Linked DNA regions of Homo sapiens: regions 1 and 3 are each linked to region 2. Evidence: chromatin loops called from intact Hi-C (ENCODE). Cell type or tissue: heart right ventricle. All regions are shown on one strand. Each heading gives the region's core, and the rest is flanking DNA. Links, peaks and the distances in the headings are about the cores only. Region 1 holds the start of LOC105378029 (a long non-coding RNA gene). Region 2 overlaps LOC105378027 (a long non-coding RNA gene). Region 3 has its middle 230 kb from the start of MIR4465.

Region 1 (11,213 bases), core at 1,897-9,896, 620 kb after region 2:
AGAACGTTAGACACAAAATTCCTACTACATCTACCAAGTGGTACATAAGCCAAGTGTGAAGAAGTAGAGTGTGGGTGTTTAATACACTTTATGTTAGAAATCATCTTATTCTCTATTTATTGGATTGGTAAAAAAGTAATTACAGTTTTGCAATTAAAACAAAACTGGAAAACTGCAATTAGTTTTGCAGCAACCTAATAAAAGCAAATAAAATTGTAATAACGTTATGATTATTTCAACGATCATCAAATGCACAACAAAACTTATTGCATATTTGTATGATCCTGGAAAAAAATCACAAATAATTTACCTTCTCTATGAATATATTTTTTACAAGTAAAGCTATCACAAGAATATTACAAGCCCTGGACAAATTGCTTCTGTTGGTGAAATTTTCTTTACATAGAACTACATCTCCCTGCATTTGGGGGAAATTAAGAGGGAGGAACTGCCAATGATCAATTTCCCTTTTTCACTCCAAATATTTATTATGTTTTATTTATTCTTAGAGTTCATCAAATTATTAGAAATAACGATATGATTCCACTATTCTTCAGAAACTCTTATCTTTTCTCTTTAGTCTTAAAAATGATAGTCTCTTAACCATCAGGATATTGTAATAGATCTGAAAATACTGATGTAGCACCCTGGAAGCCAACTGGGTTTGCTTCATCTTTTGATAACAAATGAAATTTTAGCTCAATCCCAATTCCACATGGACAGACAACCCGGCAGCATCCCTTTTTATGTCTTAGGGAATGCTTGAAGAAATTTGTTGGTTCAAGAGGCACAGTGTGTGGTGTCTCTAGGATCTCATATTTACAGATTGTTGCTGTCTCTTTTCATTCACTTACCATCATCCAAAGCCTTCCTTCCTTTCTTTTTTTTTTTTAGTTGCTCCATATACGAAAGTTTTTTTAAAAAGTCTATGTAGCAGAATTTTACTTATGATATATACAGTGATATGGTGGTGGCAGTGAAGCCAGCTTACATAATAGCTATGATGACAATGCCAAAATGAATATTATACATCTCTATTATTATAAGTCCTTTGGCCACGTTACTGTCATATATTTCTTATAAGCCTGCTTTCTCAGTAGTCCCCAAAAGCCTGTAGGTATGTTGCTCAGAACCACTTTCCAGTTTGTAATCTTTTCCAGATGATTTGACCCCATCAGCACATTCTTACTCATTTCTCATTCAGAGCTTTTAGCTCTTAATTTGTGCAGATGTTTCTGCTTGTCCCTGTTGATTCCTCTTCATAATTTGTCCCCTTGCTCAATATACTGAGCGTCTCGTGTATGAACTGCCTGCAAGGGCTCCTTTTTGTTTGACAGCAAGCTGGCTTTAACCTATGGGAGACACCAGCAGGAAGTCAAAGGTGGAAGAGAAAAAGAGGAGGGACTCTATTCCACTTTCACCCTATTGGGTTACCATGAGCTTACTATGTCCCTTTATATAAGAAAACTGCTCCTGTAGGTAGCTATATCTATTCTCCTAGGATTGGTTTCAGAGCCCTAAATTTTATACTAAAAATAGCCTAACGAGATTTTCTTTCTGAACCAAAAGAATATTTCTAGGAAAAGATATGTGCATGCAGTAACCATTACATTTTTCTTACTCTGATATACACATCTAAAATGAGTCTTTTGTTTGTTGTGCTATGATAATGATAATTTGAAATAAGGTACAAAAAAGCAAGTGATGATTATGGAGAGCTTTGAAGATTTTGACTCTCTTATGAACTGACAGGGGCGTCAAACATAATAATGTATCTAATTATACCAAGAAACACATAACCCAATATTTGCTAATTACAAGAAACTAAAAGCTCTTAGAGAATCAATTTCCAATAGAAAATTTCCCTCAGTGGCATACTTTTGTCAGCACCTGGCACCTGAAAGACAGGAGTTGAAAAAAAAATGAGATAAGAGGAAGTTTGAAATTAACTAATGTTATTTTGCTTTAATATACGGCTTAGTGCTGATTTTAGTAAGTATATTAGCAAAGAGGCTTGTAGACAGATTAGAGAATTTCTACAGTGTGTTAGCTTTCTGTTCTCCTTAACATTACCACAATTCAGCAGGTTAAATTAATACAAAACTAGTTATATTTTTGTAACTCTAGGACCTTGGCATTTCATATATCCTTTTAACTATTTTGAATTGGTTCACTAGTTTTATACATGAATAAGTTAACCATAACACTTGCATGTATTGATATAATTCAAACTTGGAGCTTGTATAATTCCATTTGTTCTAATATTCAGGTATTAAAAAATCATGCTCATGAGCAATGATATGTAAGAAAAAACAAGACTGAGTTATTGAAAAAATTACACATATTTTCTCTCTACCACTATTGTAAGTACTCCTCTGAACACAATTAGATGGATTAGATGCATGTGAACAAAGAACGCTGGAAGAATATAACAAGCACTCAATGTTTTATGACATCAAAGGCAAAGCTATATCAGTGCTCATTTCCCTACCTCTGGTTTCTCTGCGTTTTGTACTTTAATCCACTACACCTCACCTGCAGGCTCAAGAGAGCCTAACTTCTCAGCTGATAATCATAATAATCAAATAATTAAAATACTATTTATTAATTTATTACCACTTACATGGTGTGCACAATGATTATCTTATCTGAGCCTTAAAACAACCCTTTAATATGAGTTATTAATGTTTTAATAAATATAAAGCAACCCTTTATACTTATCTTTATTTTACTGATGCAATAATAAGACATACAGAGGTTAGTTAATAACCATTTCACTCAGCAAGTGACTTATCCTAGGTTTTGCTGAATTGCAATCAGCCATTTCTGCTGAGTTCCTATTTGGCCCTTGAAGAAACTTCACTGAACCTGGATAAGTAAAAACACATAAAAAATGTCTCCTTTCAACTTCTCTTCCTTTATGGGGTACATTCTAAGAATTGAGTATGATGTTCAGGTCAAGATGATGGACTTCGGAGTTCCGAAGGAAAACTTCAAATCTTAGCTTTATCATTTTCTGGATTTGAAATCATGAGCAAGTTTGTCAAACACTCTTAGTTTTGGATTGCCCTTCTGCAAAATGAGGACAACAAAATCTATCTGATGTTTTAAGGCAAGAGTAAATAAGATTCTGTATGTTAAGAGAATAGAGTATAGCTGGTAAAAAAAAAAAAAAAAAACAAAACAAAAAACAAAACAAAACAAAAAAAAAAAACACCACTGTGTGGTTCTGACCAATTTATCTAGTGAGTAATCCTAAACCCCGTCTAATATTAAAATATTTCTCTGAACTTTCTGATTTTACCACCCTCCAAATCAACCTGGTGGTCTTATTGCTTCATCTCTTTCCCGGGACAGCACAAAGTAACTTGCCTTGTGATGAAAGCTCTTAAGAACAAACACATTTCCCAGCAAAAGTTCGTGTACTTGCAATCTTACTCTCCAAAACTTCACTGCCAGCCACATTTTTCACTGACATGATGGATGGGCTCTAAAAGTTCTTCTGCCCGTTACTTGAATTAGTATTAAACCAGTGATGTCCTCAGGAGGCTCAAGAGTGGATTCTGCACTTTTCTTTCCATCTTGCATTCAGTAACATTGTATTGAGAGCTTGAAGTCAGCCATGGAAGAAGTTTATCATTATAAGAATTGGCAAACACTACAAATGAGGTTTTAGGTTTGTCCTCTTTTGTTTCCTTTAAAAAAATTCAAATAGTTGCTTTATTAGCTCACCCTTGATTAAAACTAGTATGCCCTACAGATCGGTACTACTCAAATTGTGATCCATGGACTAATGCCAGTCACTGAACTATTTCTTTTCTACCTTGGATTAAGTACAATAATTGAGTGTGAGCATTTGGAAACATTTAGAGCATTTTGAAATTGTCATTACATTAATATGCTTAATCGGTTTTTGTAATTAATTTCTATTCAATTTTACAAATGCTTAAGTTTGTAATAGATTGTAAAACAATGCCATTTAATACATTGTATTGTAAAAAAAATGCTCATTCATGCATTGTATACAGTGTATATAGCACTGTGCTTAAGTAGTCCCCCACGCCTTCGCATCTCTATAACCAGATCGCTTTCACCCACTTTTGCCTTGCCATGGAAACTGGAGCTTATCCAATCCCTTGCTTGTTTCCCCTTCTCATGTTTAAGGGCCAAAATGACTGATGTCTGAGCCAACTCAAATTACTGCAGTGGACTTTTGTAAGCTCATTTATTTCTCTGTTCTATGAATTCCCTTTTTACTGGGACTTCATTTTTTATGAGGCCAATAAGAATGTTTCTCTAATGTACAAAACTATCTAAGAATCAAAAGAAAGAGATTGGCATGGATAGAAGGAAGAGAAAGTGCTGTTGGCAAATGTGGCCAGAAGCAATTCTGCAATGAAAGCCTTTGTGGATCTTCAATACTTGCTTGGAAGTTTTGGTGCAAAATGTCTTTATTTTTAAACCCAAGCTTATTTTGAAAGCCATAATTTACTTCAAAAACTTTGGCACTGATTGCCAGCACTTCAAATAACCTACCGAGTATTTTATAGTTTGTATTTTCCCTAGTCTAAATTTATACAAAAAAAATTTCAGTGTTATTTGAAAAGTCAGAAACCAGAAAGGGAGGAAAAATCTTAAGCCAAATACTTGGTATACTTATCTCCCGTACATCCCATCTGACTCTATTACTGTCAATTTTAACTCTTGGCTAAATTAAGTGGATCTGTTTATATTTAGCAACTGCCTAAACAGCAGATCTGTACCCTGTCCTCCCCTTGTCACCTTACACTGACTCCTGACTGCATAACCCTGGTAAAGGAAATGAGTATTTATTTGGACTCCATTATGTGCCACCTAGTTTATATTTAGTACTACGTTTAATATTCACAATTATAAAATAGGAATATTTCTGAAACTGGTCTAATTGCCCCATAGAACTGATGTTTATGGTTTCTTTTGAATAAACATAGAAATTGACCCTCCGAGTCTTGACATTTGAGAGTTACATTTGTCTGAGTTCCTTTCTCAGGAAACCAGCGATCAGGACTCTCAGATAGTATCAAGGAACTGAACTTTACCAGATCACCACATCTGGACAATAAGATGCCACACCTTCACCCATCATGACTGCATAATTGACCACCAGCTTCCTGTTGACAACCTCTCTTCCTTACTCCTTCCTATTTCCCACAAATGGTTACCTTTCTTCCCTGTCATGTAACCCCCAAATTTCAGTCAGTTGAGGAGATGGATTTGAGACTAATCTCCCGTCTCCTCAGCTGCAGCACCAGGTTAAAGCCTTCTTCCCTGGCAATACTCATTGTCTCAGTGATTGGCAAGACCTAGACCAAACCCCTGGCATTTTGGTACGCTGATCTGGAATGCATTGCTTGTGGCTTTGCTGTCTGCTGCAGGCTGGAGGAGCTTAAAAGCCTTTCTAAGTAGCTGCCTGTCCTTTTAGGACTGGATGTAGGTTTCTGCCTCTCTTTTTGGCCCTGGCATTGCTGGCCCCAACCACATTCCTGATTGCCCGGGAAGAACAGCCTTTGAAATTCAACATCTGCTTCTGGGTAGTTGGTGAGTGTCCTCTCTGGGCCCAGACAGCAGGATCTGCTCCTCTCTACTTGGGAAACTTTTAAATACATTTCTGTTTGCAGGTTGAACAAGCCCACCTGACCAAGAGAGGGAAGCACGCTAACTGTTTTCAGTTTGGACACTCTTGGGGGCTTTTTAGTAATTGCATGTGTTTCTGAGCAAGTGAGTGTCTTTTGTGGGTACCAGACAACAGGATTGCTCCTCTCAACTAGGGACAGTCTGAAGAATTTTGGTGTGCAAATTCATCAAGCTCACCCCATGGAAAGAGGAAGCTCCGCTGTTTCAGTTTGGACACTCTTGGGGTTTGTTGGTTGCTGCAGCACTTGGATTGTATTTTGGTGATTGTTTGTGTATGTCAATATAGCCATGGGAAGTAAGAATTTGATAAGCTGATAATCTTATGTAATACTGTTTGGCCTCATATCTTTGAATCTGGATAAGTTTGGCCTCTCCATGTGCCTCGTTTTGCTGCTGAATGGCAAAGCAGGGTGGAGTTTTGTGTATTCAGGCTTTTATGCTGTTGTTCAAAGCAAGGTCAGGCTTGATTAGTACATGATGTTCTTCTGTGGTTTTTTCTGGCTCCAGTCATCCTTGGAGTGTGGAGAGATTTAGCCTTTAAAAATCAAAATGCCACAGAAACTGCTATACCCAAAACTTTGGTTCACAACCTTCATTGGATTGCCTATCAGGTCAAAAGAAGTTTAGCCATGTGAACGTGTTCATAAGCCTGTGAGTTTGTATTGGTATCTCATGGCTAGAGTTCCAAGGTAAAAGTTATTGGATCTTTGTTTGCATGTATGTATATATGTTTAGATGTGTTTACATGTATGTATATTATTTCATATGTTGTGTCTACCAAATTGGCTTATAAATAAAAGAGCACTCCTAAATTAAGTCCAAGCAATTTTCAAGTTCATGCGACTTAAGTAAATCTTTAATAAACAAGTTGACTTTAAAAGTACTGGTAAAATAAAAATTTAAATGTCATTGGAATTGTCAGTATATATTTTTAACTTGGTTTTATATTTGTGTCTGCTAGATATTTTGAGGTGTCAGAGTTTGGCACAGATGATTATAAATCTATAAACCCAGCCAATACAAAAATAATCTTTGTTTCTGTGATTTTTTTTATAAATAGACTAATTTAATGTTGTTGGTTTAATGAATACAGCTTCATCTTCTGAGTTATTAGTGAAAATACCCATGTATTTAACTTTAAAATTCTTACTAAGATGGACACTTACAATTCACAGGTTACAAAATAGTTAACAAGGAAATGACTAGTTTGGTCTAATATCTTAGTTCTCATAAATAATCTAGATAACCTGTTTAAAAAATGAAAGAATTGAGTACATGTAAATGAAACAACTTATAGGTTTACTTTTTGTATAATTTTAAATTTAAAATTATTTTTGATGTTCATTAGGTGTCTGGGTCATTTCTAATTAATAAAAGGTCATGATATTGGGAAATATGCTTCTAAAAATTGTGGAATGTTCTCATCTATAAAATACTAACATCTGATAACTCAAGACTTCTTGCTTACTAGGTTTTCACTAAAATTTAAAGCTACTAACAATAAGATTTCTAGTTAGTGTATAATTCTGTATAAAAAATATGCCAAAAATATGTGTTCTTATTAACAAAAATAATAATTTTGTCTAATTCAGCAGTTATCTAAAGGTTGATTCAAATTATGGACTATGGTAAATTTTTGTCCTAAAATAAAATAATTGGTTATTTTAAAAATTAGGACAAAACAGAAAGTCCAAGCATGTCCAATTTAGTTTTTTTTCCCTGTTTCTCTGTGTCTATCTTCATGCACATACAGAGAAAATAGAAAATTGAAAAAATTTATGTAATAAAATACTCTTGAAAATCCAATAAAAAATTAGAGAAATTTGGCTAATTAATATTGCTCATAGTTAAAGCTATTAGCATTCATGAAGTTAAAATAAAAAATATTATACAAATTACATTTGAAATTTGGCAATCATTTTTTAATATAGTTAAGCATAGAGCCAGATTTAGCATGGAGCCAAATTTCACATAGATGTTTGCATTGCTTTGTTTCACACCGTATCTGCTATTCTGCATGTACTAAAGTACTTACCATTCACATGTCTGAAATATGTTTCTTAATTGCATGAAGTGTATAGTGGTGTTAGTGGACTTACAGACATTAACTTGCATATCAATAAAAAAAAAATCCATCCTGTGTTTTTTTTTTTTAGGCCCTAGGTAACACTAGCCTCCAAGGTAAACTGAGTAGGTGAAAAATTGGGAGTTGATTTACTGTTTATTTGTTTTTGCTTCTAATCTTAATTTATTTGATGTTTGTCCTCCTTTGGATTTTACTTATATATACACATATAAAACCATCTATGTTTTTTAGTTTCTAATGGAAGGCTTATATTTGGTTCTATGATTAGTCATTTCATTTCCTATGCATTTCCAACAATTCATCATTTGCTCTATTTACCTAAAATACCTAAGCTACCTTGCTCAAGCCATTTAAAATCGGATTGACTTTGCTTATCTCTTATATAGAGAGCTGTTAAGTTTCCTGGCATAAAAATAAAGGATTTATAAGTTCTGAACAGAAATAGTTCATTATATATTTTTTATTTAGAAAACTAGGTAACAGTAGAAATGTTTAAGTGGTGTTTATTTCCATGGTAACTCAATTCTATCAATAATTTGGGTTGGCTTAAGATCTTTTCCTTCAAATCATGAAGGAAAACTTTGATGTGGGTACTAAGTTTTAATATTCAGGAAAGATTGTCCTTGTCATTATCGAAATTATATTGATTGGGATTGCTTTCAAACTACTTTAGTTGTGCCTACCATTGTTAAAATTAAGTGACATTCACTTGGATTAAGTAGCAGTTTAAAAAAACATGTTCTAGTGATTTTTGAACCTAAGCTTTTATCAAATATGAGAATATTCTATTGATGTTTGGACCCAAGTCTTCTATCACTGTTGGGTTTTCATATGTGTACTTGAAAACACATGTTGCGCTGGTTTAAAGATTCTAGTGGTAAAAGTTACCTAATCAGCCATCAGTACTATATGTGAAAACCAATCTTGGAAATGTGTGACAATACACTTTTAAAATAGCTGAACAGGAATTATTGTGTGTTTGTTCTTACTTTGCCCTTGTTTTGTTGTGTACTACTGAAGTGAAAGGAGATTATTCGTCCTCATACTGAACTTCCAAAGCTGATATTTGCATTTGCCATTTTTTTATGGAGAGAAGTTAATGATCTTACTTTGATAAGTTTGCCAAAGGACTTATCCCATTTTTATGCTTTTGGTATAGTTCTGTAACTAGAATGCTAGCAATTAGATATATGCAAGAAGTAACCTAACCACTTTAATATAATAGCTTGAAGTGCTGCAACTGGACACCAAATGACAGTATTTTAATTTGTGACATTGTTGGAGAGAATGATAGGAATTTCTGCAGTAAAAATGTCCTATTTACTAATCCTTATGCTGTTAAGTTGCAAGGCTTTGACTCCTAGGTTTGAAAAAGGCATCAACTCCTGATAAATCTTGAACAGTGATGCCAATCAAAGCCTTGTCTTTAGACGTGGGAGAAGATGATAATAAAAATGAACTGCTTTCATGAGACACAAAGCCAGAAATGAAAACTATTCAATCCTTCTAGGCTCAGGAACTATTGTAGAAGAGGTGGGTGCATGAGAATGTAAGGGCCAATTTTGAGGGACAAAATTAGTTCAGAATAATATACCAAGTGCACTGATTTAAGGCCAGCACCTAGACCCATGTGGCAGAATAAGAACATTTTCTTAGAGCATTGATTTTCTCTGCAATAGAAAATTACAAAAATATGAAAGGTTAAGGAGATCTTACTTTATGGTCAAATTACTTTAAAATGTGAGGTGGTGTTTACTTTTCTTTGGATTATACTTAAATAAATGTATTTTTAATGTTTGTCTCAGTATTGTATGTGATTCCTGAAATTCTCATATGTATTAATACATGTTGTAATTATTATGATTATTATGTTAAATTTTTGTATGCCACAGAAATAACCAAATTTCCTTGTCAATTGTGTTTGTCCTAAGACTTTTGTCATCCACAATTCTTTGGCTTTGATTCTTCTCAAAAAGCAACTTATAAGCAGCTATAGTCCAAGACTTGCTTCTTTGGGGGAGTTCATGAAAAGGACTTCTGAATGTGGGTTTCTGATAACTTTGGAGATTGTGCCATTGGACTAAAGAGAAAACTTCCAGGACTTGATTTAAAAGGCCAATGTGTTTATAAAGATTGATAACCCAATATGAACAGAGCAGGAGTTGATTGTGTGGACTGAACTAATGGAGGAAAGAAATAATTTTTATAGCTTTTTTGAAACATTGCTGAGTCTGTTTTGTTTTTCAGAGCCTGGAGGAAATGTTCTTTTGAGTTATTTATAGCCTTTAACAACTGAGGAGAGTACACTCTTTTTAGAAGAATTTTAGGCATATTTCTCTCTTCCTGATTTATCCAGAATTCAGAAACTATTTGTGAATATTCTGAATTCATGGAACTGCAGTTGTTTGCATAAGTTCAATAAAAATCTGTTTTCTTTTATAACAAGACAAAGTTGGAGGAAATGGTTATTTTCCCTAGGCTTTGACTGAAATGGCATGTTTTCAGATATAAGCAGACTGTTTGGAGAAATTGATACTAACTTTATACAGCCAATGAGAACCCCTTAGGACTGGCCTGGCACTTCGTCTACACAGTTCCTTTGCAGGGTTCCTTGTCTGTGGTTAGTGGAGAGCATCACTTTCTGACAGGGCCAAGGAATCTCAAGTTGCTGAGGCCTGAAGAAAAGAGTTCACCCAATTCATACAGGTATCTGCAGGTGCAGATGGATCCTTGCCTGTGCTGAAGATGCCTGTGGAGGTCAAGTCTGATCCTTGGTTCCAGCAAAGCCAATTTAGGAGAGCCTATTTGGACAATGGAGAGCCTATTACTGAACTTTTTGTGGGTAATCAGGCCAAGTACAGTGGGACTGAAGCTTATTTTGCAAGTAGACTGCAAAATAGATCTATCTTTGGTGGAAGTGGGGAACTGGAGAGAGAGAGAGATTATGTTTTAGAAGAAAATTATAGTATAAGATTAACCTCTGATTTGCTTATTGCCCATATTCACCCGTGATGTGTAGAGTTGTCCACACTGCCCCTCCCCAGCTTGAGGCAGACAGAAATATTGATGACCAGATTCTCCATGATTCAGGAATTGATAAATAGAAAGGGGGGCACTGAAACCAGCTCAATTGTCCCATGGTACTAATGTTTATGGTCTCCTTTGAATAAACATAAAAATCAATCCCCAGTCTTGAAACATAAGAAAGTTAAATTTGTCTTATCTGAGTTCCTTTCTCAGGAAACCAACTATCGGTCCTCTCAGATAGTATCAAAGAACTAAAATTTACTAGATCACCACACCTGGACAATAAGATGCAGACCTGTCATCCATCATGACTACCTAATCTAACTACCTGCATCCTGTTGACCAAACTCTCTTCTTTACTCCTCCCTAATTCCTGTTCTCCAACACATGGATTCATTTCTTCTCTGCCATGTAAACCCCCAATTTC
Region 2 (11,213 bases), core at 1,052-9,051:
CTACTTGTAAAGCATATGTAATACAAATTTGTTGTATTTTTAAAACATAGATTTCCTCTTAGACACTTTGAAAACCTTAAAGACTTCATACATGCCACATCAATCTTGCCAATACTGTGAATCTCTGGTAAATAACTGTGACACACAATATAAAATGTTTATAATCTGGTCATTTATTATTTGCAAGTAACCAATTACTTAATAGGAATATTAAAGAAACAAATATAAAACCAACAAATTAAACAAATAGACATAGAAACAAAAGAAAATATCTTCAATGTGGATCAAACAGGACACAAAAACAAATTTGATTTTGAGACGGAGTCTTGCTCTGTCCCTCAGGCTGGATTGCAGTGGTGCAATCTCGGCTCACTGCAAGATTGCAGTGAGCTTGCAGTGAGCCGAGATCGTGCCACTGTACTCCGCCTCCCAGGTTTCACGCCATTCTCCTGCCTCAGCCTCCTGAGTAGCTGGGACTACAGGCGCCCGCCACCACGCCTGGCTAATTTTTTGTATTTTCAGTAGAGATGGGGTTTCACCGTGTTAGCCAGGATGGTCTTGATCTCCTGACCTCGTGATCCACCTGCCTCAGACTCCCAAAGTGCTGGGATTACAGGCGTGAGCCACCGCGCCCGGCCAAGATGATATTATACATTAATAAAAATTCCAAAATAACTTTCCCCTTAAAGAAAAATAAATTTTATATTAAAAAGGACGTGATTGCTGAGTAGATGCATTATATAAGAGGGAGAAGAAGGATCTGGAGCCAGATAAATAAAAAACACAAAGCTATAATTTGTGTAACATGAAAACTAGCCTAATATGGCATGAAGAATTCCAATCAGTGGTAGCTTAGGCCCAGGGACACAGAGAGAAACAAGGAGCTATGAGGAATCTTTTTGGGGTGATGTAAAAGTTCTATTACCTTATTTTTTAGTGCTATTTTTGTGAGTTCCTATACCTGTCAAAATTCAAAAAGTTGTACACTGTAAAGAGATGTAATTATTGTACATAAATTATTCCTAAGCAACTTGATGAGCAAAACCAAAAGTATCTAAAGATTTGTTAGACAAATAAAAGTTATAAGAACTAATCCCTAAAGAGCCATACTAAAGGGCATACTAAAAAATATTCAAGCATAAAGAAAATTATCTCTGTTGGAAAATCAGAGGAATAAAGAGCAAATCTAAATCAATATTGACTGTATAAGCAATGATTATGGCTTGTTTCTTTTAAAGTATATACCAAATTAAATATAGGAGTTCAAAGGCATACGATTTGTGAGAAAGTGACTTGATTTAAATTGTTCTAAGTTGCTTACATTGCCCAGGAATAAGCCAGAAGTACACATGAATAGTATACATAGGTCATTTTAAAATGTATGTTGTAATCTCTCGGCTAAGCACTAACACTATAATGAAAGAGTAAAAAATTCTGAAAATAATAGAGGAGGAAATATAGTTAAATACATACACATACAAACACATATGCACACATGACTGTCCCAAAGAATAAATTAAATACACACACATGCACACATAATTGTCCTAAAGATAAAGGAACGAGGGGGAAAAAAAAAAAACAGAGCAGGGGGACAAATAAAGAGCAAATAGCAAGATGGTAGATTTAAACTCAAACGTGTACATAATTACATTCATTTCAACTCAGCTATTGTGCAAATTAAAAGACAATGGCTATTAGAGTGTGTGCACAAGTATACACTCACACAAACACAAATACGCTGACATATATATAAAAAGAAACATGATAATGATAAAATATTAATTTCACCAAGAACATGTAAACATCCCAAGGTCTATAAGCCTATAACATATTCTCCAATAGAAATAAAACAAATATTTACAAAACTGAAGGGCAAATATACGGTGATAGTGAGAGATTTTAATAAACTTCTCCCTGTGACTGATAGACAAAAAAATCAACAAAAATATAGAAAATTTCATATAATTAGCAAATTTGACTTACTTGATAAACGTGAAACATTGTAAATATACACAAAGCAAGTTGCTCAATAGTTTCAATTGCACGTGTAACTTTTTAAAAAATTGACTGTATCCTTCACCACAAAGCAAGCCTCAATTAATTATAAAAAGTAAAATTATTACAATATGTTTTATGAGTACAATAACTCAAACTATAAATCAAAAAAGATAACTAAAAAAATCATAATTTGGAAATTAAGAAATGTACTTCTACATAAGCCATAGATCAAAATGAAATCAAAATGGGAATAATAATAGTTTAGATTAATCATGATAAATTATTACACATCAGAAGTTATGAGATATAGAGAAGCTATACTTACAGGAAAATTTATGGCTTTAATGCTTATTTAAGAAAACAAGAAAAGCTAACTCAATGACTTAACTTCTTAAATTAGAAAAACATCGCAAAATTAAATGCCAAAATATACAAGAAGGGAAAGATAAAATTAAGCGTATAAATTAGTAAATAGAAAATGGTTGTAAAATAGAGTCAATAGAGTAAAAATGTGGTTCTTTAATGATTTTGTCTGATGAAAGTGATCAAGAAATGAGAGAAGGTACAAAAAATCAGTGTCAGTAATACAAAAAGAGGATGTTACCACAGATCTTGAAGATACTAAATATTCTAAAATGTTAATACATAAGGGATGTTCACATAAAATTGAAAGATTCAAAATTTTAAAGCTGTCAAATATCCCCAAATTTAAATGAGCTAAATGCAATTCCACTCAAAATTTCATTTTTTTAAGAATTTCACAATGTTATTAAGAAACTATAAATAATCAAGAAGAATCAACTCATTCTTGAAGGAGAAGATCATGGTGGAAAATGTTGCTTTCCTGGATATGAAAGCTCATCATAAAGCTATATTAAATAAAATAGCATGGCATTGACTCAGGATATATAGGATATATATAAAAAGACCAATGGACCAGGATAGATCAGAAATAGACTTGAGAATATTCTGATTAGTTTATTTACTAAACATATGGCAATGTATTGAAGTGGCATAAGGATAAAGATAAAGGATAATATTTTCAATAAATAATATTGTATCAATTGTTTAACCGTGGAAGAAAATAACGTAAATTTACTTTTTCTTATCACATAAACAAAAACTTTTCTAAATGGATTTTTACATAAATATAAAAGAGAAAACGACACATCTTTTAGACAATAATATAAGAAAAAATCATTATACTCAAGGTAAAAATGTATTAAACATAGTATGACTATGCAATTCAACGTTCTATCTGGAACAAGTTTTGACAGAGAAAGGGAGGAGCTATTAACAAATATGCTGAGGCATGAACCAAGAATGTGTCATGCAAACAGGATAAGTGCATTGCCACATAAACAGGACAAAGAAAGAATTAGTAATAAAGAAAAAATTAAAACATTGATTTCTCTTTTAACTAATAATACATAAATTAAGAATCTCAAAATGCAAAACAAGGTACATAATGGGAAAATATATTCATATCCTGCTTTTACAATAAATTTCAACTAAGACAAAATTATCCAAGCAAATGGAAAAATGTCAAGGGAGTTGAACAGAAACATTGTTGGTGGGGATATCCAATGGTCAATAAACAAGTTAAAAGCTCTACTTTATTAGTGGAGCAAGACGGCAGAATAGAAGGCTCCACCAGTCGTTCCCCACAACAACCCCCTGGGCAAGGACAACAACGTAACAACTATCTACACACACATACACACATGCGCGCGCACACACACACACAAAGCACCTTCATAAAAACCAAAATCAGGTGAGCACTCAATCAGGTGAGCTGGTTTTAACTTCATATCGCTGAAAGAAGCACTGAAGAGGCAGAAAAAAGTCTTGAATTATGATCATCCCCCCATTCCCCATCCCCTGTCAGCCACAGTATGGTGCAAGGGGCGCGTTTCTGTGCACTAGGGAGAGACAGAGCACAGCAATCAGTGCTGTCCTGTTAGAGCAGAAAGGAAACCCAGAGCAAACTCAGCTGACACTCACCCACAGAGGTAGCATTTTAGCCAGCCCTAGCCAGAGGGGAGTCTTCCATCCCAGTAGTCTGAACTCCAGTTTCCACAAGCCTCGCCACTGCAGGCTAAAGTGCTCCGGGGTTCTAAATAATCTTGAAAGGCAGCCTAAGCCACACAGACTGCAATTCCTAGGTGAGTCCTAGTGCTGAACTGGGCTCAGAGCCAGGGGACTGGGTGAGTAGGGCCAACTACCTACTGAGACATCAGTTGAGCCAGCTAAGGGAGTGCTGGCTTGACCCCTCCCCTAACCCCAGGTTGCACAGCTCCTGGCTCCAAAAGGGACCCCTTTGTTTAACTTGAGGAGAGGAGAGGGAAGAGTGGGAAGGACTCTGTCTTGCGTCGTGGATACCAGCTCAGCCACAGCAGGATATAACACAAGTCAAAGTCATGAGGCCCCCATTCCAGTCCCTAGCTCCCAATGAACATTTCTAGACACACCCTGAGCCAGAAGGGAGCCCACTGCCTTCAAGGGAAGGATGCAGTTCTGGCAGGATTCAGCATCTGCTAACTGAAGAGCCCAGCAGTGACACCCAGGTACTACATTGAGGGCCTTGTTTGAGACTCTGAGACTTGCTGGTTTCAAGTGAGACTCAGCATATTCCCAGCTATGAAAGCTATGGGGCAAGACTTCTTCTGCTTATGAAAAGCAAAGGGAAAAGTAAAGGGGACTTTGCCTTTCTGCTTAGGTACTAGCTCAGCCACAGAGAGGTAGAGTACCAAGTAGGCCCCTGGAGTCCCTGCCTCTAGGACTTGGCTCTTGGACGGCATTTCTGGACCTGCCTTGGGCCAGAGCAGAGCTCACAGCCCTGAAGGGTGAATCCCAAGCCAGGCAGCATTCACTCCAAGCCAACTGAAAAGCCCTTGGGCCTTAAGGGAACATGGGCAGTAGTCTGGCAGTTGTCCCCATGGGCCTGTGGTGGTGGAGGCCACAAGGTGAGGCTCCTCTGTCTTTGGAAAGGGAAGGGAAGAGTGGGAAAAACTCAAAACAAAATGCTTTTAACTTGCTCATATGTCATTACTATTTTCTATCAATATTTCAAGTAAATAGGACTCTGGGATCTATGTATTTATAGAGTGTTGATTTTAACCACTAATTAAATATGTTTATTAAAACCTACTTGAATATTAACCTAGGCACTATTATTTTGAATGGGGATTCAAATGGCATTATTTTATAGCAACTCATTAAATATTTTAATATTATATAAAATTTTAAATACTTTTTAAAAACAGCATTAAGGCCTGAGATGATAAAAGCTATTTAACAATTTGATATGATTCTACAATAAATATTGAAAGCCTTGTTGATTAGAGAGTAGTACATGAACAAAAAAGAAATGAACTACCTATGCATGACTAGTAATTTATTATACTTTGACCTACCTAGTCATCTCACATTTGTTTGTTAATAGTTATTGAATCCAAGATAAGATTATAATTGGCTTAGGACAAACCTGAGACAGGTGTCCTTTGTAAAGATTTTTGGCTCCCAAGAAAAAAAGTCCCAGGCAAGTCAAATCAGCAAATTATAATTCTACAGTTTAAGAATAATGGGGATATTTCCAAAAGAACTGAGAGTTTTTAAATAAGTCAAAGTCATTCTGACCATAATTATATGACATCTCAAGGTCATCAAATATGACCTATAATGGAGATAATCAACCTATTTAGAATCTATGACATAGGTCCCCATGTGCAAATTCAGTGATTAAAAAACTTGCCATGTATCTACACTCATGTAAGCTAAATGGCAGACTTCTTCACATGGAAAGGTTAAAATGTAAGATTAATGCTACACAGTAGCTGATCTTGAGGCACCTTAGGGACATGTGACGTGGAGAAGAAATTCAAGAATAGATAGAAAACTGTCAGTAGCATTAGTGCTGAGTTGAATCTCTAGATCCAGGGTTCAGGCTGCCTTATTTCTTTAAGTTATCCTTTCTCATTAGGTGATTGAGTTTGATGTTTCATATTCTAGACCAGAAAATATCTGCATATCTAGAAATTAGTCTATGCTTATCAATAGTTTTAGAATAGCTTTGGATATTTTGTCCAAATTTCTTTTCTTTTCTTTCCTTTCTTAGAGACAGAGTCTCATTCTGTTGCCCAGGTTGAAGTGCAGTCGCATGATAATACTTCACTGCAGCCTTGAACTCCTGGACTCAAGTGATCCTCCCACCTCAATCTCCTGAGTAGCTAGGAATACAATTGGCATAAGTGCCACCATGCTTGGTTATTTTTATTTATATATTTTTTATTTTTGTAGAGATAGTCTCTCACTATGTTGCCCAGACTGGTCTGGAACTCCTGGCCTCAAGCAATCCTCCTACCTCGGCTTCCCAAAGTGCTAGGATTACACATATGAGCCACCTTGCTCAGTCCAAATTTCTTCAGTTTCAAGGATGTACAAGGATAACCCTCCAATACATTAGTCTCTTTTATTTTAAAAAGTAGTATTTAGAGTATATTTATTTAATGTAGAATCAAAGGGAGAGTATAGAAACATAACTTGGATGTCTATGAACAAAGATGATTCTTTTTAGGGACAAAATTGTATGGTGTATAATGAGTTGAATTTTTCATGGAAGTTTTATGCGCTAACTCACATATTGGGATTATGGTAACTATACACACACTTAGTCAAGCCAATATTAGTCTTTTAAAAGGCATTTTAAGGACATTGAATTATCTCATTTTTTGAAAAAAGTATTTTATTATAGCAAGAACACAACATGAGATATGCTCTCTTAAACTTTTAAGTGTACAAAGCAACACTGTTAACTACAGGGGCAGTGTTATACAGCATATCTCTAGAACTTACTCATCTCTCATTACTGTAACTTTGCCTGTTGATTAGCAGCTCCAAATCCTTCCTGCTTCTGCCCCTGGCAGTCACCATTCTGCTCTTTGATTGTATACTTTGGCTATTTTAGGTATGTGAAAATTAAGGACAGATCCTATGCTGACCTGATAAACAAAGATAGCTCTTTCGAGCTCAATGTACATTGAGTGTAACAAGAGGGAAGGAGGGAGGAAACCACTGCCCATTTGGGATTCCTTCAAATTCACATCTCTCCAAAATGGTAAATTCTGTCTTTATTTAAATGACCAAACTTTCTGATTGTCAGCTCTGTATTTTCATTTTGTAATATTACTATGGCAGAGGCATTAAAAATATGGAAATGTTCTCCATTGAGTAGAATTAGTTACCAAAAATGATGACTAATAATTATCAGCCTCCCAAAAGACATGAACAGATACTTCTCAAAAGAAGACATTTATGCAACCAACAAACATATCGAAAAAAACTCAACATCACTGATCATTAGAGAAATGCAAATCAAAACCACAATGAGATACCATCTCACACCAGTCACAATGGCATTTGTTACAAAGTTGAGAAACAACAGATGATGGCAAGGCTGCAGAGAAATAGGAATGTTTTTACACTGTTGGTGGGAATGTAAATTAGTTCAACCCTTTTGGGAGACAGTATGGTGATTCTTCAAATACCTAGAACTAGAAATACCATTCGATCCAGCAATTCCATTACTGGATATATACCCAAAGGAACATAAATCATTCTATTATGAGGATACATGCACATGTGTGCTCATTGCAGCACTATTCACAATAGGAAAGACATGGAATCAACCCAAATGCCCATCAATGACAGATTGGGTAAAGAAAATGTGATACATATACTCCATGAAATACTATGCAACCATAAAAAGGAACGAGACCATGTCCTTTGCAGGGACATGTACGGAACTGGAAGCCATTATCCTTAGCAAACTAATGCAAGAACAGAAAATCAAACACGACATGTTCTCACTTATAAGTGGGAGCTGAACAATGAGACCACATGGACACAGGAAGGGGAACAACACACACTGGGGCTTGTCAGGGGGTGGAGAAGGAGCATGGGAGAGCATCAGGAATAATAGCTAATGCCTGATGGTTTTACTATCTAGGTGATGGGTTGACAGGTGCAGTAAACCACCCTGGCACACGTTTATCTATGTAACAAACCTATACATCCTGCACATGTATCCTGGAGCTAAAATAAAATAAAATAAAATATTATCAGCACCCAACAAAATTATGACTGATTCCTTCTATATTCTGTGGCCTTGTCCCAAATGAAAAGTAGGGGAAATTAACCTTTGACCTCTCTGGCCTCTTCTCTGTGCTCTTATTTCCTTCTCTAGTGATACTTCCCTATTCCTTAGGCACCCAGTGATTTTATAATCCTTTCCTTCCCCTCTTTATCTATTAACCTCTGTTCTCAAGAAAAGACCCAAATTGAATTTATACTACATTCCGAGAGACTAATTTAAACATTTTGTGTTATCTTTCCCAGGGAGACTTGTATTTTCTGACATTCAACTTAATCGAAGAATAAAGCTTTAACAGTGGCATCAGTGACATGATGAATGATGCATCATTTTGAAGTAATAATGGTTTTCCCAGTGACTCAGAAATAGCAGTATGTTCAGATTCAGTGTGCCTGTTCATGAGGTGAGCACTCCATAAGCCATGCAAAACTGTTGTATGGGAAAAGACAAGGGGGAAGGCAGGAAGTAAAGGTCAAAGAATGCACACAGATTGTGACAGAAACATGTATATTAAGAGACTTGTAACACAATGGGAAACAGGTTTAATTCAATCTTGGAATGTTTCCCTTCTACATGAATATTAAGAATAGTATATCATAAATCAAACTCCAATATTTATAATTGTCAAGTCATAACTCAATCACCTCTCTCTTTCACAATATATCTCCTTTTAAAAAATAAAGTTTTGTTTTCAATTTCTTAAAATACTACTGGAATGGAATTTCCCAAAGGATTACTATTTAAAATCTAAACTTCCTGGTTGGTGTGTTCTCATGATTTTAGAGCAAGTCTAAAAAAATCTAACCTTCCCTGTTTTCACACAATTTGCAGAGCTCTGCAGAAATTGCACATCTGGCTCTTTGCCTGTGCACCTGAAGTTATCTCAGGAGAAATTATACAAATTAAATACAGACACAGAGAAGGTCTTTTTTAATTCAAAGGAAAAGAATATATATTCAAGAAAAGCAAAAAAGGTAAGAGAAAAGGTAAGGGACTGTAGTGATATTAAGCTAGGAAACTAACAAAATGATGACAATATAAAATAAATGATGTGAAAAGAACAACAAAAACAATATAAAGTAGAAATGAAAATATATTGTGTTGGCTCAGGAAAATATTTAAATTACTTTCTTTCTTCTATTCCATAGGTGGAAGTTGGGCCTTTGGTCATTAATTCTCTCTCTCTCTCTTGCTAATTTTTGCAAATAGGGAGAACTTGGAACATCTGCCAAAATTTTTATTTTGTGCTTTATTTTGGCTACCTGTTTATTCCATAGAACTATGACTTGTCCTGGTGATTCAGGCTTACTCCTTAATTTCTGAACTGATTGCCAGAGAGTCAGGGATATACACATACATTATATATACACACACACACACACACACACACACACACACACACACACACATATATATATACACACACATACATATATATATATACACACACATACATATACATATATGGGAGATTATATCTATATCTATATCTATGTCTATCCCTCCCATGTTATTTCCTGCTTTTCTACTACTTGTTCCACTTTCCCCAGGTCTTTTGAAACTAAAAATAAAATTATCACCTCACTGTAAGTATCATGTCTTCTGCTTCAGGGGTTGCACACTGCTTCAAGGTAGTAATTGTTAATTATTCAAGACTGACTTCTTGTAAAGTAATCTTCTAGAAAGACAGCTGGACTTTTAAGACTTCATGAACTCTAAAGATATGGCAGGCCAGGATCCAAGGCCAAAGGTATAATACCTCCAAAAGCTACGGTTATGAGTCTTGGAAGTCAGCCCTTGGTTGTATCAGAGGAAATACAGTTCTCTCTAACCATGAATGCTGAAGAGGAAGAATCAAGCTGGAGGCTAGGATTATGCCATATCATACTGCTTTTGGATCTCAGCACACAGGATGCCAGGGGAGGGTAATGTTCTTACCATGAAGCTTGTCATCAGAGGTCCAAAAGAAGAGAGCCACAAAATGTGTACTGTTCAATGTTGTGTGCACATCTAGCATGAAACATCTTTTGCATCAGTGACCAATCTGAGTACTTACATCTTAACTCTAAGGCACACACTAAAATACATAATGCCTGGTTGTTCCTAGATACTTACTTGGTATAAAATTTAATTTTTTCTAAAAATGATCTTATATGGTAGCTTTTTTTTTTGAGACGGAGTTTCGCTCTTGTTGCCCAGGCTGGAGGGCAATGGCATGACCTCAGCTCACTGCAACCTCCATCTCCCGGGTTCAAGCAATTCTCCTGCTTCAGCCTCCAGAGTAGCTGGGATCACAGGCGCCCATCACCATGCCCAGCTAATTTTTTGTATTTTTAGTAGAGACAGGGTTTCCCCATGTTGGCCAGGCTGGTCTTGAACTCCTGACCTCAGGTGATCCACCTGCCTCTGCCTCCCAAAGTTCTGGGATTACAGGCGTGAGCCACCACGCCCGGTCATATGTAGCTCTTTACTGTCTTTACAGCATGATAGCTGCTTAATACATATTCAATATTCATTGAATTATAACATTCACTGAATTGCAATATTTTTTCTCATTGTTCACTCTGTTTTCCGATTTTTCACATACCCATCCACATCCCCAATGCTCACAACTAGCCGCAACATGAATACTTTAAATCAATGAAGTCCCTGAAATAAAAAATTATGAATAATCATTATTTTTGTCGTTTTTGTCATTGTTTACATCTAGTGAGACAGAATTCTTTATTACCAAATTCTGTTCACGTTATAGCCACTTCCTTCTCTGAAACTTCATTATCACCATTATAGCTTCTGGTATGATCAGCTAATCTCACCATTACAAAAGTCACTTACCTGATCCTCCTGAAAAGTGTCTTGACCTAACCCTAATACAAAGCATTAATTTTTTAAGTTTTCTTTTATGGGAAATTATTTACATTTAATTATAACACACATATAGTAAAATGTACATATCATCAATACACACTTCCACGAAGTTTAACAAAATGAATTAATACATATAACCACCATAGATCAAATAAAATATTTAAACTTTCAGATAGCCATACTAATGGCCTAA
Region 3 (11,213 bases), core at 1,142-9,141, 130 kb after region 2:
AATGGGGAAACAATTTACTGAGCTGAAGTTAAATTCCATAACAGATGACCTCAAAGGAATTAGTCTTATTACACAAAATTGCTTTGGGTAAAATGGTGCAAAGGTCTCATTCATTTCAATGAGCTGTTGCTTATTAAAAATAAAATGCATTTACAATATCAACAAGCTCCTTTTTAACAAGGGATGCTGTTATCTTTAAAATTTCAAGAAATTATAACACTTATTTGCAAGTTACATTCACTATTCTTAAACAATCCTAGGTTCTATTTTACTTTAAATTCAAACGTTATTGTGAATATTATTTATGAAATTCTATTGTACATATAATGAAGAGGCTTGATAAATTAACTAAACATTACACCACAGATTTTCAGAAACATATTGTCCTAAGCAGTGTCAAACCAAGGGTGGAGGGGCAGGACCAAGAGAACAGTTTTACTCTGCTTGTGGGAAATAAGGGAGTGTGTTTTAGGAACAAAATTTAAAACAGCAATAAAACTGACTAAAATTGGTCTGCATTATACTAACCTCATACACTGACAATTCTAAATATTGTCAGAGATTAAACATTACTCCCTGAAAATCTTTTGTTGCTCTGTTAATACAGTTGCTATGATTACTGCATACACACACAAACACACACACACATAATATTAAGTATTTATATATATGTATATATATATATATATATATATATATATATACGTAAAGTTCAAGAAGAAGAGAAGAGGAGAAATGGAAGGTAGAGAATACTCAAAGAAATAATGATGGAGAATTTCCAAACATTAAAGAAACCTATTAATCTTCAAATTGTAAAGACCCATAACATACTAAATAGAAAAGATTGTGCAAGGGTTGACACATATAGACAGCATAGTGAAATGTAAGAACATCAAAGACAAAGAGAAATTTCTAAATTTCTAGAGAGATCAAAACAGAATACCTTCAATGGGAAATGTGATTTAAAAATCAGAATTCTCAATTGCAACAATAACTGCAAGAAAGCATAGACTTACCAATTTTATATTGCATGGAGTAAATTATAAATTTTGTATCCAGAAAGAATAGCATTTAAGTGTAAAATAAAAATATTTTTAGTTATGATACCACACATGGAAAATTTTATGAAAAGATCTGAATGTTTGACTATTAAATAGAGCATTAAACAGTGAGATTTCTCATATAATTATGCAATAAATAATACATAAACATATCCATAATGATATTTTACTAACATTTATTATTTATTATGTGCAAAGGATGGGTGGAACACTATCATATATGTTGTATATTTAAACCTCACCACAACCCTATGAGATCAGCATTATTATCATCCCCAATCCACAGACACCCAATTTGGCAATGAAATCCTAGATTACATCAATATAGATTAGAATGAAAGAGGATGAAGAAAAATAAACTGTTATTTGAAATTTTGTGAAGGTACACACTGGTCTGGTCATAAAATAAGCTATTGTTCAGTTTTAGAAAACAATAAGAATATTAAGGATAAGTAGAGATCACAATTTTTTTTTAAAGTACAGAATACCTTTTAAATCAACAGGAAAAAAATTTGATCTGCCACTGGAAATTAGGAAAGGATAAATTCAAGAAAAAAATGAAAGACCTAATAGTTTTAAGTTAGGAGAACTATGTCTTAATATCAAGCTGATTGCAGTTAAATGGGTTAGCCTTGCTAGTCAAAAGACAGATATGTGCAAATTGGCAGCCCCTCCCTGAAAAAACTCAGTAATACATTTTCTGTATGGCATACTTAAAAATAATGAGGCAGGAATATGGAAAATAAAATAATGGGAAAAGTTATACCATGTATGTATTAACTGGCAAGTACTAGAATAGCAAAATAACATGAGGTAAAATCAATTTAAAGTAAAAACTATCAATACAAATTATATTTGCACACTGCAAATGTAACAGTAGATTGATTCTTATAACAATGACATTATAAGAAAAACTTAATACAGCCTTGAAATAGGCAAGAACAAGAAGTAAAAAAAGAAGAAATAGATAAATCAACAATTGAAGCTATAAATTTTAATATGTCATTAAAAATTGATAGATTAAATTTACAGAAAACAAAATGAGATGTGAATAAAGTAATTAACAATCTTGATATATGCAACTTTATACATCATAGAATCCACATTATTTTAAGCATATGTATAATATTTACCCCCTAAAATACATCATATTCTAGCTTCCAAGAGAATCTTCAATAAGTTCCAAAGAATCAATTTCATGCTTTCTAACCACATATGGGAACTCAGAAATTAATAATCAAACTACTACTAAAAACCCTATCGAAAAACTACAAAACATAACACTGAATACATGAGAAATAGGTAAAAGAGGGCTTAACTCATGGAAGAGAGCGATGAGAGTCAGACTCCATTTTTGGACGATGACAAATTATAAGCAGAATACCAGTCCCTCGTAAATGGGCTTGTTTAGGGCAAAATCTCTGTCCTGGGTGAAGGAAATACAAGAAATGATCAAAAATCATGTTAGAGAATCTAGGCATAGGATAAACCTTGCACACTGGTTCCCACATAAGAAAGTGGGTTCTGTGGATCACAGCCACATGGTAATCTCGGTAGTCTAGACCCTTCTGTTCTCGAGAGGCTCTGAATCCTGGGTCTCATTAGCTGCAAAATCACTTGTGAAGACTTGCTAGAGAACAGGAGTCAACAGGTATCAAATTTCAAAGAGTGAAAATGTGTCCTTCTCTGAATTGATCTGGGAATCAGAGTATTCCTCATAGTGCAAAACCCTCAGTAGACTCACATGTGACAAGTGAGGAAAAGCAAAGGCCAAGGCTACATCAATGATGCAATGTCTATCCTGCAGTCACAAAAGGTAGATTTACACAAGGAAGAAGAAAGAATCAGTGCTTACTGAGGCATATTCACTCTTCTTTATAAGCAATAGCAAAGAGAAAAAAAGGAGAACACTAAATTCAACGAACTTTTTAATCTATTATTAATTTGCCCTACAATTTTGCTGTGCTTTCAACTTTCATGGCAATCAATGAAATAACTCCCTCTTGATTTAGTGCAAGCCAGAGGTGCAGCAGTCCTGCAGCATATGTGCGGAGAGGCTCTTGTTCTTAGATCTTCACTGGTGTCAGGCAAAAGTACTTTTTTTCACTTTTCAATTGGTGGCTCCAGCATCATTAAAGGATAAAGGAAATAAGAATTTTCAGTAAGAGTATCTACATCGTAAGGCACCACGCAAAGTAAAGTGTAGTATTCACTGAATATTTATTAAAGAAATAAGACCTTTTTTCCTACAGAGGTAATGAGTAAAGAAGTAATAACTGTGCCAATTATTACAGCCACATAACAACTTAACCCAAATATTAGCAATTTAAGACAACAATTTTATTTTGCTCACAATTTTCTGGGTCAGGGATTTTGAAACAGTTCAGCTAAATAGTTCTCACTTGAATTCTTTCATGGAGTTTCAGTCTGATGTTGATTATTATCAAATTATCTAAAGGGTGATTTGGTTATGCATCCAATTGGGCCTATTCTCAGGGCTGGCAGTTGATGCTGGTTATTGGCTAGGTGTGTTGGCAGATGTTTCTACATGTGACTTCTTCAGGGTGGTAGTACCAGAACAGTAAGAATTGTTACATGGTGGGGGCTTCACCAAAAATAGGTGTCCCAGAGAACCAGGAGAATGCTGCATCACTCTTTATAACTTACTTTCAGAAGTCACATAGTGTCACTTCCATCATCATTTATGGGTCAAAGCAGTCACAAGTCCATCAGATTCAAGGAGGAAAACAAACAAACCAAAAAACCCACTTCTTAATGGTAGGAGATGTGTAGATATTTGATTTTTAGACAAGTTTTAAAACTTTCAACATGACTAATACCTTATTTGGCAATAACGATTATTCTAAATGAAATGTCTACAGACTTAATTCTTAAAATTAAATATAGAGGTGTTAAGCGAGTGAATATTCCACTATTAATATGAAAATGTCTAATAGCCAAAGACCACATTTGCTTTTAATTATACTTTTTGCCACACTATAAAGTAGGTATGAAATCAAGAGAAATTTTTATTTGATTCAGAGAACACCAGAAAAAATGTGTATACTAAAGTTTCATGTTTTCCTACCTAAAATATGAAGTTTAAACATTTATAGAAAATTAATCATGTAATTACCTGCTATGTAGACTCAGCTTTAAATGATTGTTAATTTTTGCTTAAATGGTCAACGTACCCCAATAGGAAAATAAATCTAATTAGTCAGTGTGTAAAAATCAATTATCCATATGAAAATATCTTCAATTATAGTAGTCATTACGGAAAGTTTTTATATCCAAAGGCAATGAAAAACAATGGAAGAAATACTACATATTAAATAAAAATTCAATATGTGTTACTTTTTAAATGTGACATTTAGAATGTTATTAGTTAAATAATAGAGGCTGACATAAAATATCTGCTATCCCAAAGGAAATGCCGAGGGATACCTCCCTACTACCAGATGCATTGCAAAAGAGGACAGCATGCTCTTTAGTGCTGTTATTTCCTCTATTCTGAAAAAATAAAAAAAGAAAAACACCTTGGAATTGATTCTAGGTGACAATTTCTATTAGTCATTGTTTACAAACTATAAAAGAAAAAAATTACTTACAGATTCATGTAATTTCATTGTATTTGCCATACAAGTTCATCTATTTATTAAATGCTCTATGAACACACAGAGCTTTCTTTTCATTCATAATTGATCAAATTCGTTATTTAGAGACAGATTATTTCTGAAGTTATTACTGGCATTTCGTAAAGCTCTATATGAGCTTTCACATTTCTTTTAAAAAAAATCTATACTTCTTTATGCCAGGTCAGTCTTTAGAGGAAAACAGTAAGGGTTCAAGAGTCATTATTTCTCTCTTGTTTGTCTAAAGACTCCAGGTCTTTTTTGAAAATAAATGGAGTCATAAACCATATCTTTGTCCTCACTTTTTAGCATTTCTCCCTCAATATCTAATATGCCTAGCAGTGAAGATGCTACTTCTGTAAACAGAATGTGGAATTCATTTGTGAGTAGTGTTTTTGTTCTGTGTAGTACTAGTGATAGAAACATTTGGTTTGAAGCCAAAAGATGCTATTTTAGGCTTAGTATAATTTTCCAGCTGTTGTTGAGGAAAGCATGTTATACGTCCCCACCCTTTACACTGACATACTCATCTATACATTTATATTTTGCTGCCTTTTCAAATCAGTGATGCAGCTGCCACAATATGCCTCCTCCTTCCAGCAGGTGGTAGATTATTCTCTGTATAAAATGACATCATTCCCTATCTTGCAGAAAACATGCCCTCTGAGCTGAGGAAAGGGCAGAACCATTATGAAAAACAAAATTTAGATGAATTTATCACATTGTATTTAGTGAAACCATATCATATATTTTAGAGAATTAACAACTAAAGGCAATACAATCAAATTATTAATGGCATTTGAAGAAGAAACAGTAAAATATAAACAAAGATTTCAATAATTTAAATAGGAGTAACGCTTTGCCTTCTTTACAATCAACACTAAGGGAAACATAATTAGTTTGTGTGGTCCTACTGCTACTCTACTTCTTCCCCGACAGAAAGACAAACACTTGTGTTATACTTAAGATAATTTCTGAGCTTATGAGGCTATATTTAGCTGATGATTTGGTTATATGCTTTACTAAGCAATACCATAACAAACATTTTCATTACAGCTACAATGGCTCAGAACATTTTTGCTCCCAAACAGAAACCTATTGAATAGTCAATAAAAAGGGCTTTTGGCCGACATTCAATTTTAAAATGAAAAAGACATATTTCATATTTGTTTTCTAATGAAGATAGAGTAGGAAATGATGTAAAAAAAATCACAGAACCAATTGGGCTATCCAGTAGTTTACTTTAGAGATGAGAGTCTACACAAGAGCAGGTGATACCATAATATTTACCATTCTTCAATAGATATTTTAAATTATCTGACATAGAATATTCAGCATATTTTTCATTATCTTTGAAGGAAATAAAAATATTTTACACCAAAATATATTTTTTTGAAATATTTTAAAATGGCTCCCTCTTGGTCATCCTGACAGAAGTAGCTTTGCAAAGGTGTCTTAAGTGGGAAAATCGTGCATCTATAAAGAATCTCCATTAATCCATCCATACCCCCTCCCCTTTCTATCCCTTTCCTCAGACCCAGGAGAGATTGAGAGTATCACACTTTTTAAAGTCTGAAAAGAAACATTTACCATCTAGTCTCTCTGAGGGAGGTTTCATCCGAGTAACAAAGCCACCTTTGCTAGCCAAGCTTCTCTCTTTCTCTCTCAACCTGTCTTGCCACTAAACCTGATTTACCTTTTTCTGGCCATACTCTGAGTCTGCATTTTTTACTTTGGCCTCAGGATGATACATAAGTTCCTGTAATTCATTGGGAAGTTGGGTTTTCATTCTGACGGCTCCTGTGTGTGCTTGTTAAATAAATTTGTATGCCTTTTTTTCCTATTAATCAATCTGCCTCGTGTCAGTGATTTTCAGAAAACCTTTAAGGGGCCAAGAGCCCATGGCCCCCACATATTGTATATATTTTATGCACAAATATACATAAACAAAACCATGTTGATGTACACGAAACAGTATTTTCCTTTCTACATATGTTCATTACTTAGTTATTGTAAACCAGAAAGTATCTAAGATAGGTCTCTATCAATTTAGAAGTTTATCTTGCCAAGGTTTAGGATATGCCTGGAAGAAAAGAACACAGAATCACAGAAACAGTCTGTGGTCTGTGCTTTTCTCCAAAGAAGAACTTCAGGGTTTTAATATTTAAAGATGAAAAGTGGACTGGAGGGAAAGAGGTGAAACTATCTTTGCAAAAATTTTAAGAGAAAATTATGACAGGAAAAGAGACCTGACCTACCTGACTTCCTGTTGATTCTAACTTCCAAGCTGTCCTTGTTCATTCCTGGGCGTAGGCCAAACTAACTGTGGGAGGAACTTATTTTGCCATTGAAAGTGTTGGCAAAAACTGCAATTACCTTTGCACCAACCTAACAGTTTATAGTTTAACTTTGAAACAAAGACAATAACAACCCTTTCCCAAAATGAACCCCCTTCCTGCCTGGGGACTAGACTGCCTTTTTCAGGAGTAACAAATTAGCCACAAGATGAGAAATTATGGTTTAGAAGTCATGCAACTGGAGGCTACAAGATTCTGAACGTCCCCAAATTGTTCCTGGGGATAAACTCATTATTGTAAAACTTGAGATCAGAGCTTGAGATGTTTTGTAGACACTGTACTTGATGAATCAGCTGGCACCACCCAGATGGATAAACTGGGTCAGCTGGTGTTGTACCCCCTTCTCCACCCCGGGAACTGACTCAGTGCAAGACATCTTTGACATCCTGGAAGTTCATCTTGGACCCAACCTATCAGCACTCACCACTTTCCAACCCCCTCCCCACCAAATTATCCTTAAAAATCTGCATCCCTGAGTTTTCGGGGCAACTGATTTGAGTAATAATAAAATTCTAGTCTCCTGTACAGCCAGCTCTGCATGAATTAAACTCTTTCTCTATTGCAATCCCCCTGTCTTGATAAATCTGCTCTGTCTAGGGAGCCGGCAAGAAAAACCAGTTGGGAGTTTACAGAGGGAGGATATGGTAATCCACACATTTCAAGGGAAAAGGAGTAGGTAGGGGAATAGTCAGTTATGTATTCATCTCACGCATTTTAGATAAGATTAGGTGAACATAGAGTAGCTACCTTTGGAGATGTTTAACATTTTATTTGTACCTATCTGCCTAGGAACAAAAGAAAAGGCAGTTTCTTGCATGACTCAGCTTCCAGCTTAATTATTTTCTTTTGGCATAAGGAATCGGGGCCCTGAGTTTTTATTTTTCACTCCCATTTCCTTTAAATGTCATAAAAGAATACAGTAAGGAATCAATAGTTCTAATCTCTACTTTGTTAATGTTTATCAGTTCACCTTTTTTGTAATGGAAAAATATGTTGTATCATTTATGTGGGTTATAGAAGAAGCTGGACTTTAAACACATAGAGTAATTATAGCTTGTATATATTACTTCATAGACAATAAAGTATATCTGGGTTATGAAGAAACTTAAAGTTTTGAGGTGAAAGAGATAAGTTCAATTCATGCTACCGTTAGGAGAAATTAAATGCCTGTGTCAATAAACAGCTTGGGAAAGGATTGGCAAGCCCTCTAAAGCAAAGACACAAATTCTTCATTGTGACGGACTACCGATTACCAGAGTGGATAGTGTGGTTTGTGCTAGAAAGCTATTGACTTATTTATTATATCCTTCCTGGAAGACAATACAAGGTGTCATGAGGAAAGTGTTTCCAATATTGAATACTTTTCTGTCCTAACAAGATGAGCCCAAGAAGGTGGAGATAATAGATGGCAGTTATGTACTGCAGGGAGAAACCTTTTTTAATGACTTAGCACAAAGTAGTCCCCAGTGAGTCTCTTAGATGAACACAGAATGAAGAAGCTATGTACCACATTTTTAGAAAATAAAAAAGTAACACCTCTCTCTGCTAAGCCAATAATTAGCATGTGAAGTCAATGTTTATATTGCTTTCAAACTTCCAGAAATGCTGTGGAAAGATTAAGCTCAGAATTAGATAACATTAGGTAGCAAATTGATAACAGATACTGTATGTTTTTAGAAGTGATGTTTACGTTGTGTGCAGAAATGTTTAAAAATGTTTTTACATTAAAATTTTTATTCTAGTAGCTAATTTAACATAGTCATACAAAAATAAGAATTATAAGAACCTTCCATGATTCTACCAACCAGATATAACCCTTATTATCACAGTAGCATGTATCCTTCCAGTCTTTTTTCTGAACATATGTCGCTGGAATCTCAAATTATTGGGATCCATAACATTTTATATTTTTCCCCAATAATGCAATAAGTAGATAATTTAAACAAACCCAACTCTCATCCCTACTTACATACAACTCACATACTTCTTTCTTGCTGAATAGCACTTCCATCATTAGCATTTTGGACTGATTTTATACTTTTCAGGTGCCTTTCGTTACTAGACTGTTATAACTGAGAAATTATTATTTGAATTCAATATTGATCCAAAGCTTTGGTATTTGTCTTTCAACAGAGGCAGATCAATGACTCCAGTCCCTTAGTGTAGAGAAAGGTCAGTCTGGTACTGAAAATCTTCTTCATTTTTCCTTTTCTATTTGTTCCTCAGGGTTTGTCACCATTGAGTGATAAAGGTGTCAGGTCCCAATTGTCAGTTCATTGTTGGCTATGTGGATTTAGAATACATGGTACTTAGCAATTTTTGAACTTAGCTGTGTGCTTCAGGCACAATTCTGAAACAATAGGAAAAGTTTTGCAAAGCTATACATACACAAACATAGCCTTAATTTTTTATAAAAATGGGACTTACTATACAAATTCTTTGTAACTATTTTTAACATGTATTATATCATAACATTGTTCTATATTGAGCATCATTAATAAAACTTTCATCTTTTCTACATTACAATGATAACACATACTTCTCTTAACAATTGAAATGACATACAAATATTCCTTGATTTACAATGAGGTTATATCTAGATAAACCGGTTGTATGTTGAAAATATTAAGTCAAAAATGCATTTAATGCACTTAACCTTTAAAACATCATAGGTGAGCCTAGCTTACCTTAAATGTGCCCAGAACACTTCCATTAGCCTACAGGTGGGCAAAGTCATCTAACACAAAATCCCTTTTATAATATCTCTTGTAATTTATTGAATACTGCACTGGAAGTGATAAACAGAATGGTCGTTTCAGTTGTTTACCCTTGTGATTGCGCAGCTGACTGGGAGCTGTAGCTCACTGCTGCTGCCCGGCATCCTGGGACTGTATCCTGCAGCTAGCCAGAGAAGAGAGCAACATTCAAAGTATGGTTTCTAGTAAATATGTATTGCTTTCACATCATCATAAAGTTAAACAATTGTATGTCGAACCATAGTAAGTCAGGGACCATCTGTATTGCAAAATGCATAAAAGCCATGATAGTTATCTTTCTCTACTTCTCTTTCTCATCTCATTGAGATAACCAATGCTAATAGCCTAAAATGCTCACTTTCAATCCTTTTTTGTTGTTCATGAATATATATATATATACAGGCATATATATTTACATATATTATATCCACTGTTTTCTTTGTTATTAAAGTAGAATCATATGATATACACACACCTTTGCAACTTTCTTTTCCCCTGAAAGAGTGACTCCCCATCAGTTGGAAGAGTAAGATTTAACAGTTTTCCAATACAATTGTCTATAAATACAGATACATGTAGACAAATACAATTTTATTTAAATTAGGTTTTTTTCATGGGCACACCCGTTTCCTTCCCTCTCTTCTCTCAGGCAGTCTGTGCCAAAAAAAAAAAAAAAAGCAAAACAAAACCCTCAGGTATATAAATCTTTTCTTTTTTCACATAATCTTCCATACATTTTTTCCCTCTTTCACTCACACACCTGCATGAGTGTATAAAATAGAGCAATTGATAACTCCAAACACTCTTTTCTGCATATTACCTTTAAAAAAATCAACAGTAAGGCTTCGAATGATGATTGAAAAGACCCAGTTCAAATATACAGCTTCTCCTCAGATCCTTGGGGCCATACCAAGATGGAACACATTTATGGGGCCAATATAAATCTTTCTCCAAGGTGTCCATTAACCCTCGGATCTCTGAAGAGTAAACAATCAGCAGACTCAATTCAGACTCTGCTCCAAGGCTTTCCAGATTGTCCCCTAAAGCCTCCAGGTTACCAAGATCTTGTATTTCTCAAACAGCGTTTCTCAAACATTTGGTTCAAATCCCTTTATATTCTTGTTATTCAGGACCAAAATACTTTTATTTTTGTGGGCAATATCTCTGAACATTGATCGTATTAGATATGAAAACTAAGAAACTTTGAAAATATTTGTTCACATTTAAAACAGAAATAATAAATGTGTTACATGTAAACATACTACATTTTGAAAAATATTAAGTAAATTAATGCATAATAAGACTATATGCTATACTTAGGTGTTGAATGTGGCTATGGAAAGTTTTATAAAAATGACAGATGAATAACAACTCCTTTTCTGTTCATACACCTACATTAACTTT

Evidence for each region. A loop is a pair of places that touch in the nucleus more often than their neighbours do. Peaks named below come from ENCODE experiments on the same cell type or tissue, not always from the same donor. Only the 100,000 strongest peaks of a DNase experiment are listed, where the experiment ranks them.
Region 1: it touches region 2 in a loop (3-fold over the local background); 4 of 110 quality-filtered maps call a loop at or near these places.
Region 3: it touches region 2 in a loop (2.2-fold over the local background); 3 of 110 quality-filtered maps call a loop at or near these places.

Annotation. Positions count from the first base shown.
Region 1 is chr6:141,397,913-141,409,125 of GRCh38, forward strand. LOC105378029 (a long non-coding RNA gene) reads left to right here and starts at 5,361. Exons shown (of 3, transcript XR_943077.3): 1 at 5,361-5,577; 2 at 5,658-6,362. In heart right ventricle, for the core only: no CTCF peak of the experiment used is centred there; a DNase peak (open chromatin) is centred at 5,493; H3K4me3 peaks cover 4,625 bases; H3K27ac peaks cover 6,064 bases.
Region 2 is chr6:140,776,237-140,787,449 of GRCh38, forward strand. It overlaps LOC105378027 (a long non-coding RNA gene), which reads left to right. Exons shown (of 8, transcript XR_001744387.3): 7 at 8,398-8,555; 8 at 8,984-9,199. Among named protein-coding and RNA genes, the nearest start is that of MIR4465, 98 kb to the left of the region's middle. In heart right ventricle, for the core only: no CTCF peak of the experiment used is centred there; a DNase peak (open chromatin) is centred at 4,208.
Region 3 is chr6:140,910,089-140,921,301 of GRCh38, forward strand. No RefSeq gene overlaps it. Among named protein-coding and RNA genes, the nearest start is that of MIR4465, 230 kb to the left of the region's middle. In heart right ventricle, for the core only: a CTCF peak has its summit at 5,267 (motif pointing right); no DNase peak of the experiment used is centred there; H3K27ac peaks cover 405 bases.